Linked DNA regions of Homo sapiens: region 1 is linked to region 2. The links are chromatin loops, found by intact Hi-C in ENCODE. Cell type or tissue: endothelial cell of umbilical vein. All regions are shown on one strand.

Evidence for each region. Peaks named below come from ENCODE experiments on the same cell type or tissue, not always from the same donor. Only the 100,000 strongest peaks of a DNase experiment are listed, where the experiment ranks them.
Region 1: it touches region 2 in a loop (13-fold over the local background); 3 of 110 quality-filtered maps call a loop at or near these places.

What each region holds. Positions count from the first base shown.
Region 1 is chr9:73,269,254-73,274,253 of GRCh38, reverse strand. The region is part of intron 1 of LOC101927281 (a long non-coding RNA gene); the gene reads right to left. Among named protein-coding and RNA genes, the nearest start is that of ANXA1, 120 kb to the right of the region's middle. In endothelial cell of umbilical vein, no CTCF peak of the experiment used is centred here; a DNase peak (open chromatin) is centred at 3,003.
Region 2 is chr9:74,568,486-74,573,485 of GRCh38, reverse strand. All of the region lies in intron 1 of RORB (RAR related orphan receptor B), which reads right to left. Among named protein-coding and RNA genes, the nearest start is that of RORB-AS1, 72 kb to the right of the region's middle. In endothelial cell of umbilical vein, a CTCF peak has its summit at 2,367; a DNase peak (open chromatin) is centred at 2,325; H3K27me3 peaks cover 140 bases.

The sequences.
Region 1 (5,000 bases), 1.3 Mb after region 2:
TAAAAGGGTAACATGCACAGTGAGACAAACTTTGAGGATATTTGTAATATATTCTAGAGATCTCTATCCCACCATACTAAAGCAAGTGGAAGATTTTTATTTCAGTCAAAAATTGAAGCAATTAGTAAAAGTGTGAAATCCATAATCATTTGTTGAGCTGCTTTTAAAAGTGTTTATCATCACATTTAGTAAATTTCACTATCGTAATTGACCATATTCTTCTCTCACACATGGCAGGAAGAAGCACACATGCTCCTTATTGATGCCACTAGAAGGCACATGCACTAAACCCCAGGAGCAAAATTTAACTTTAATGCATATATAGGAAAATCACTTTACTCATAACTATGCACAAGTATAATTACTGAACAAGGATGAAATGTCATGCAATTAAGTGGAATACCCAGGGATCACACAGGGCATAGTTACAGAATAGAAGAGACCGAAGGATACAGAGACATCTACTGTTTAGGGGATCTCAAAATCATCCAAGGACAGTGTTCTTTTCCCATCTCTGTAGACTTCTCAGAGGAGTCAAGAAAGGTGTCCTCATGGATTTAGATGAAGAACTACCCCCTTTCCACACAGTCCTCTATCCTATCTATCCTGGTTACATCCAAATTCCCTCTAGTAGTATAAGCTACTTAATCTATTCCTTAATATACTACATTTATCCTTGCAAGAATAAGAAAAAAAATCACCATAACAAAAATATGTGCTGCATTTGTTATGGGATTTCCAGCTTCTGATGTCTGTGTCTTAGCCACCACAGTAACAGGAGGCAGGGTCTCAAGTCACCAAGACCTTAGAAATTGACACACTTACTTTACGTGTCACTTTACATAGTGTATTATAAGAGTAGTAATCATATGCCCCAGTTTTCCCAGAACAGTCTCAATTTGTGCCTATTGTCTCCATGTAATTATTAATGGTATCCAATTTTATTTTGAAAGGTGTACTGATTTAGATGATAAGTTGAATGGTCACTCTATCAAAAATGATGGTGTAAGGATAGCATGCCAGGAGAGTTTGCCCTTAGAGGAAATCAGTGTTTTCAAGGGAATAACATTAATTTCTAATCAATGTGTGTATAGTTTCTCTGAAACTGCTTTTCAACAACTATGAATTTTACAATGGAAAGACATTGAATTAAAATGAGATGATCTCATAAATAATATATAATAAACAAAATTCCACACTTACTTTGGGAAAGTATATTGGTTCATTTTCACACTGCTGTAAAGAAATAGATGAGACTAGTAATTTATAAAGAAAACAGGTTTAATTGACTCACAGTTCCACATGGCTGGGGAAGCCTCAGGAAAATTACAATCATGGCAGAAGGCAAAGGAGAAGCAAGCATCTTCTTCACAAGGCAGCAGGAGAGAGAAGAGAGTGTAAAGAAGGAACTGTCAAACATTTATAAAACCATCAGATCTCATGGGAACTCACTCACTATAATGAGAACAGCATGGGGAAACCATCCCCATGATACAATCAACCTCCCATACGGTCCCTCCCTCAACACGTGGGGATTATGGGGATGACAATTCAAGCTGAGATTCTGGTGGGCACACAGAGCAAAACCATATCAGACAGTAGTAAAGTGTTCCCTAGCCACTAGAGAGATGGTGCCATTCTTACTCTTGCAATTTCTTCGTCAAGATTTTAACCTGTATCAGGTCAATCTGGATCATTGTGCAAGTACATTATTACAGGCTGACTTTTCTATGCATTGGCTTATTTTCTCTCCAGGGTCAAAGACACTCTGATAGTATGCTAACACATGAGAAGGAAGGTGAATGACCTCCTTATCTTAGGGTAGGTTGTTAGTAAACCATGCTCTTGTTTTCTTCAAAAAAGTGACACCTGAATGGACTTGCTGGAACACCTGGGTATGTGAAGCAAATAAACATAGAAGAGAAAAATATTATAGCCCACCTCACTAACTGCCTTTTTTATACAGATTGCACTTAATTTTTGTCTCAGTACCCTTTAAAATGTTTTAAATTCTGCATTAAAGTATATATGAAGATATCCTGTTACTCACATAACATTTCCCTTGACAAGGAAGACCATACTAGTGTAATTCTTTGCATAAAATAGAAATGAAGCACAAGCTAGACAAAAAATTACTAAATATACTTTCAAACCCATTCATTCTCTGTTGTGAAACCATATCTGCTATCCTCTACTAAAAACTGGTAAGGAGGTTTGAGAGAACCAAAATCTTATAATAAAAAGATATCTTTGAAATGCTTTTTACCTACAGCTTGAGAAATAGTAGTTGAGTCCAATACTGTATTACATCAATTCAAAATGGAGATATGAGAGAAAAAAAAAGAACGTGTGATTTATTTAAGTAATATAGTATTAAAACCTAAGTTTGAGTTCCCCCAGAGGAATCAACAGATCAAACGGAAATGGAAAGAGTGAACTAAGGTTCTGCTAAAACATAATCCAAGAAAAGAATAAGACAAAAGCATAGCTAAAAACTCTCCTCAAGGGGGGTAACATTTATTTCTAAATACGCCATGCTCTTTGGATTTGGTTCCAATACCTATTTATGTAGATAGAAAAAGAGAACCAACCAAATGTCCCCCTTCGCTACTTCAAGGAATAACTGCTGGAAAGAAGCAATTACAGTCAAATTGCTTACACCTTAAACCCCAGGTGCTCTAGATGGATGGACAGTCCCCTACAGTGTGAAGCTGTAGCTCAGAGACTCAGGGGAGTGGCAAAAGGCAAAGCCTTGTGAGTCGTGTTTTGTAGTAGAGAAAGCAGAAAGATCTTCAAAGTTAGAAGACAAAATGCCTAGGGGAATGGATAAGAGCCTTGTTTCAACAACAAAAGCATACTTTTTAAAAAAACAACATGCATTTGTCAGGGTAAAATGAAAATACATAAGAAAGAAAAGATATGGGAGGGGAGGGATATTATATAAATGAACAGGGTGACTCATTGCATGTACAGGTTTCCCAGTTGGACTGAGGGTTACATATTCAGGAAATGTTTCTTGCGTAACTGGAATGCACAAGGTTCTATGAGGAGCCAGTGATGACTCATATATAGAAGGAGAGATGGTGTCTTCTCCAGTAAGTTTTTAGAAGAGAAAGGGCTAGCTAGCCTGTTAATAAACAACATGGGAACATATATACATTGGTTGAATGACTAGTTTAAGAAGAGAAATTGTCTTCAGCAGATATGCAGTGGTTTTGAGAACTCTGCCATCACACTTCCTGAGTTTGGGTTCCTGGTTCTACCACTTAGTAGTTGTATGATCATAGGCAGGTGTTTAAAACCATGAAATGAAAATTATAATGTTATGTATGATCTTCACATGATTATGGTGAGGATGAAATTAGAGAGTGCATATAAAGTATCTAGTAACATGCTTAGCACAAATATTCAAATAGAAGTAGTTGTATTACTTGTCCTGACTCTATTCTTTTGTCCTGTCTTTGCTCTGCATCCCCTCAACAGTGCTGATTTTATCATCCGGAGATGTGAAGCTAATAATAGCAAGCCATCTTATAGCACTCTGGTAATAACACCTTTCCGTGTTTGTAAAAGTGTGTTGAGTGTCTAGGAAGGTAATAAGGGATGTACTACAAATTCTCTTTATGTTGCACATGTTCTGATAAATTATGTTATCAGTAAGTGAGACATAGATTTGCACATTAGATAAATTTTGGTGTAACAAATATGTCCCAATATTAGTTCTTATTAGATAGACGTTTTTCTCCACCAAGATCAACCCCATCCTTGGATTTTACAATAGGTTTTAGTTGTTTGAAAGGTTTATATGCAAATTTCTACTAAGGAAATCCCAAACCAGCTATGAGCTGGTATACCTTGCCCTTAATAATTGATTTCCAGATAGACAGCACTGCCCAGGGAGTCATGCAACACACACTTCTGTTGAGCCATTCTCCTTTATCTCGATTACCCTTGATGTGTTATCAGGAAACCCGTAGTGCTCTCACTCTTCAGGGAATCATTTTTTCCTTTGGGTGGAGATACTAGGGTTTTACAGATAACTCAGTTGGGGGTTTTCATGGCCATACCTCTCACAATTACAAACTGAGAAGCAAAACCTCTCTTGCAGCTAATATAATTCAGCATCATAAATTTTAGCAAGCTCCTATTTAACATGAGTATATGCAACAATATAGTGTTTTAAATAAAGCACTATATTTTTTCGTTTTGTTTGTCAACACTCTGTTTGATGCTCTGGATGATTTACTCAAGAACAAACACTATCAGATACCTGAGGTTTCTCTGTACTACCTCGGGGGGCTTCAAACCCTGCCACCTCAGATCTCAGTACTTCAAAGAGTTTCCCCCAAGCTGTGTTTACAGCATAAGCTAAAAAACAAGGTCCTGCTTGCTTTCACACACCTTTTCGCCACGTTAAAAATCCTAGCTGCACCAATATAACAACTCTTTCTACATCAGTTGGTAGTGGGTTTGGGATTTGCTGCCATGCATTTTAACTTTTTAAAATCACAAACTACAAGAAGCCAAGTGAAAAATAATCTAAGTGGACTTTTGCCAGAACTTATATCCAATACTTTTCTCTTGATAGGATATAGCTCCACCTTATGGCAGGAAGTTATTTAAAGTGGAGACTAGAATATGTAAGGCATAATGGTGGCATGCACTTTTTTTCCTCTAGAATCATGCTTTTCCTTTCACTTCAATTGCAACTGCAGTTCTATGTGCCAAAGAGGCAGGAAGTCAGTTCTTCCATTTTTCTTCCTTATGAGTCTGTAAAAGTCTTGCATTAAACCTAGTTAATGACTGCTTGGAGCACAAGGGTTGTTAAGGAGACAAACGAAAGATAGGTTTATAAAGCTTGCAAAAGGAAAACGCAGTTATGTTCTTTGATATTCTGATTAATAGCATTGTATTAAGTTCGTCTGTGATACTTTATTACCTAGTCTCTCTGTTCATCTATTTTCTGTGTTTTAACCATCCTTCCTCTTTGTTCGGTGACA
Region 2 (5,000 bases):
TTTTTTTTTTTTTTTTTTTTTAATAACAAAAGCTCAGCCTTTGGTTGAAGGTTGTCACATCAAGCTTAGGGAATGCAGTGCTTCCTGGCCTTCTGTGGAAAAAATTCAAGCACTGACGTTGTCATTTAGAGTGGAGCCAAAATTGAATGGGAAAACACACTTGTACAAATGACATGCACAAGTGGCTGATTGGCCCCTCATTGATATCTGATGTGCAACCCCCTCAAAACAGCTACAGATCATGTGTGAATTCTTTACAAGATGTGCCAGTTAATTAAATGTCCAAAATGGCACCACATACTTTGTTCAAAAAAGTGAGGTCCATGGAGTTAAGATGTGGAAAAAAACACGTTTGAAAACTGTCTAGTCTTCAGTAATTGAAGTATGTGTGAAACTTTTGTTACTTTTACCTCAAGTTATATACTTAGTAGATTGGGAAAATGGGCACCTGACCGAATTACCAAAATAGTTTAATACAAAGAAGATAAGATTTTTGTGATCTACAATTAAAAGATTCTGAAGAGTGAAAATTACCGTCTCAAATTCAGCTACAATTTGCTAATTTTGGAACAGTTGTTCGATATGCAATTTCCTCACATTCTTACCCTTTGTGCCACACACGAAGGGAAAATTGGGAATATCTTTCACAAGGTGGTACTACTGGGAATTGTTTTAACTTATATTGTCATGTTACACCTGGATGAGGAAACATATAAAGTAATTAAGTGAAACCTACTGAGGAAAACAGGGATTTCAGCTGAATTTAGCTAATTAATCCCAAGACTGGCCCCAAGTGTAGAAAGAAAAAATATTCCAAGGGGTTCTCCTTACCGGTTTTAATTTAGCTCTGGGCAATGGCAGTGTGATTCTGCTGGTTTTGTATCTCATTACCCTCAAGAGCACCCTTTTTCCCTCCTGTGACCCGCACTTCAAAGGTGATAACATCACCTCATCAATTGTCAATGCTACCAGTTCAATAACCAGCTATCATGGTGGGGCATCTTTCTTGATGAGAGGCAGATCTTGGCTCTCTCCAAAAATAGCTTGCATGCAGTGCCAGGTAACCCCAGATTTCCTCAGTCATCTAAGCTCAGGAAAAAGACTTCATACCTGTGCTTTCTTTGGGACATGTTCATAGTCAAATAAGGATTATATTTCCTGTGACTTTGGTCTTGAGACATAACTGACCATAATATTTTTTTTCATATCAGTACCCATCATAACCATCTTCCTTTAAAACCAGTGAAAATTGTCTATATTAATAAATGTTATCTATGCTTCCCTATCCCGTTGAATTTAGCAGTCTGAATTTTAAAAAGAGACAGAACGATGGAGCTTTTCATTCAGTATCGCATGGTACAATAATAGTTACTCTAGGGAATTAGCTTTCACTAAACCCTAGCAAGAGTCGCAAATTAATATCTCAGGTGGTGCTATGTTAGAGTTTAGAAGGCCTTCCCCAGGTAGAGAAAGAAAGTTCCCCAGGGGTCTCTGCACTATGCAATATGATGTTATGCAGAAACCAGGTAAGAGCCTCAGGAGGGCGGGGGAGGTGCAGAGATGTGCACCGACTGGGAATGTCCACGGAAGGAATTATCACCGCTTCTTTGTGTGAGGAAGATGGCTCAGAAAGCATTTACTACAATCTGTGCTGGAAATCCTGCCTTGCAACCTTGCCTTTCCTCTACGAGAACAGGGCTATATTTAACATCTGCAACCTCCTATTTTGTCAAACTATAGGAGCATGACATTGTGGAGGTCAAAGTTACCATATTAAAAACCAGAACTCTCATTTAAAAAATTAACCTCAAAGTTTAAAACAAAATTAGTTCACCTTTTACTATTACGAAAAAAATAATATTGAGTAATATTAGGTGCTCTCCAGCAGTGATAATATTTGGTTAAAATATCAGAGGTAATTTAAATAAAAATAGGATGCAAATTAAGTTTTTAAAATTCTTTTAACAACGATAACTTTTTCAAGTAAAAATGTGAGACAGTGAATAGAGAATTCTACCCTTTTTTTGGAGAGAACAACTGTTCCCCAACTCTAGTAATTAAAACTGTGTTTTTTTTTTTTTTTTAAAGGAAAGTAGCAAGTACTGTAGTGAAAAATACTGCTCCGGAGTACTCTCTGCTGTGTACTATTGTAATGCATCAATTTTCATGTGTCTGCATACCACAATATTCTAAAAGAGGTCTAGAATTTGAGGGATGAATGATTTAGTCATGGTTTAGGTGAAATTTTTTGTTTCAAATTTAATCGAGACAATGTGCATTTTAAGACTTTAATTTTGCTTATAGTAATTTAACCAATTTTTAGGAAATGCTCTGACTCTGCTGTCGATACCAGCATCAACCACACGATGTCACCAATAACTACAGTACTGACTTAGCCTTGGGATGAAACTTTAATGCACACATTTCTCCATAGGTTAAATTATTTTCTATTTTGTTCATGAATTTTCTATCTATAAAACTAGCAATCATTTAATTATAATATAATTAATTATATTATTTATTATTAATTCACAACAATAGTGTGATTCCCAGAATTTACAATTTTTGAGGTTTACTTTAAAAAATATTAATAATAAAATGTAAAAGTAATATCCTTTTAAAAGATCCATTTGCTTAGTCACCTTCACATATGTTCTGATGATATAACTCGGAGGTATAGTAAGAATTAATCAAACGGCATGTATTGAACACTATTTTTCAGGCTCTGTGGTGAGACACATTCATACACACACACGTGTGTGCACACACAAATTCATAAGCTGTAGCACACTTGAGTCTTAATCAAGAATTCTTCTAGAATTCTTTTCTTATGTGAAAGCTAGAAGGAATAGAATACTCTTGCTCCCCTAAAATTGTACCAGCCATGCTTAATATTTATGTGTTATATAAATACTCTTTTTGGCATAACACAAGATTAATTAAAGTAACATTTGACCTCTTTTCATGAAGGTAAAGCCGATCTTTTCTATCTCCAGTTCTTCCCACAAATGTATTCTGAATTTACAAGGTTAAAAAAATAAACATATTGTGATTGTAAGACCAACTTTTTCCCTTGAAATGGTTTATCATAATATTATGCTTAATTATGCAAATATGCTGGAGGCTTTTTTTATGGGTGCATCAGCCAAATTCAAATACATTAAAGATGACAAATACATATTCATTTACACATTCAGCACATATATGCCTGTATGCAGAATTCAATTAATTTATAAATAAATTGATACACGTAATGATACAAATATTAAAAAGTGAGAAGGTATGGAGCAAAGCTATTTGAAGAATGCTTATGGAAAACATCCTTCCATTAAAAATAACAAACTTCTAAGGAATTAAATTTATTTTGTGGATTATTCTCTATTCACTCCAAAGAAGATTTCTGAAGAAGGAAGAATTTTAGTATTATAAGATTGGCAATTTTACTAGCTCTAAAAAATATCAACTGAAGTTTTATATTGTTAAAATGGATATGCTGTTATTTTTAAAGGAACATAGGAGGGGAGGAGAAAATAAAAAAGATCTTAATCAAAAACCTTAGTGAGATCTAAAAAAATCGAATAAAAATTTCAAGAGTTTCCAAATATTTGGTGGAGAAAACATACAGGTGAATCTTTAATTTAACAAGCTAGATATTTGGCCTTATTTATATACAGTCAAAGAAAGAGAAATGCATATTTGTATTAGAGTTGTCAGATTTGTGACAAATGCAGTATATAATTTCCTTTTTATTGTTTTTCTGAGGTATTTTAAAATTTTAAACCAAATTTCAAATTTTTTAATTTTGTAGATTATTTTTAAAGTCACCTGGTTTCAATGATGAGCAGGGCCTTATAAAAACAGCACACATTCTACCTTTAAGGCTAGTATTTGTGACTGGTTTTTACATTTGCTATTTCAATGCAACACATCGATTTATAAATTAATCTTATCCCCAGACATCAAAAAATACAAGGTAAATATTTTTTCCTTTTTTTGGTATGTAATAAACACTCTTGAATTGGCCCTACTTTTAAAACTGTCATCATAATGAACTTTCACAACAAAATAGCATTGACATTTATAAATAAACCTGCCTATGGCTACACTATACACTATATACTTTAATATATATTTACATTCCCAATGTCTTTGAGTACAGTCTTCTTAACAGCAGAGTTAAAAAAAGCATCTCATGTATTCATAAAAACTAAGAAAAATAAACACAAGCTTTATAAGATAAAGCTTGAAATAATGACAGATATACCATTGTATTAATTAATGACCTCCCAATTTGGACTTGCATAACAATAATAACAATTCCATTTTATAATGATCTATTAAGAATTTTTTTCATTTGTGTCTGGTGACTGAAATACATTCATATATGGTTATTTACACTATAATATATCAATGGTTTATATTTATCCTAGCAACAACCTGTTCAGCTAACAAAAACCTTAACATTGGTACATTCATACTAACGTTTCTAGCTAAACATATTATGTTTTCTTAGAAGAAGAGTTCTTCTAATAAGGGCTTTTTTGAGTGTATGATTTTTAATATTTGATAAAAGATGAAAGATTTTCATAACTTTAGAACTGTGACACTATAAATATCTTGAGGAAACTGCAAATATTTTAATATACATTTATACTTATAAATATGATTTTAGGTTTAGATTTTAAATGTTCATTTCACTCTAGGTGATAATGCTAGTTCAAACTATTGTAATATTTTTAAAGACAAACTTCCAGTTAATTTTCTTTTTTTCTTTTTTTTTTTTTTTGAGATGGAGTCTTTCTTTGTCGCCCAGGCTGGAGTGCAATGGCGCGACCTTGGCTCACTTCAACCTCTGCTTCCCGGGTTCAAGTGATTCTCCTGCCTCAGCCTCCCGAGTAGCTGGGATTATAGGTGCCCACCACCACACCTGGCTAATTTTTGTATTTTTAGTAGAGACGGGGTTTCACCATCTTGGCCAGGCTGGTCTTGAACTCCTGACC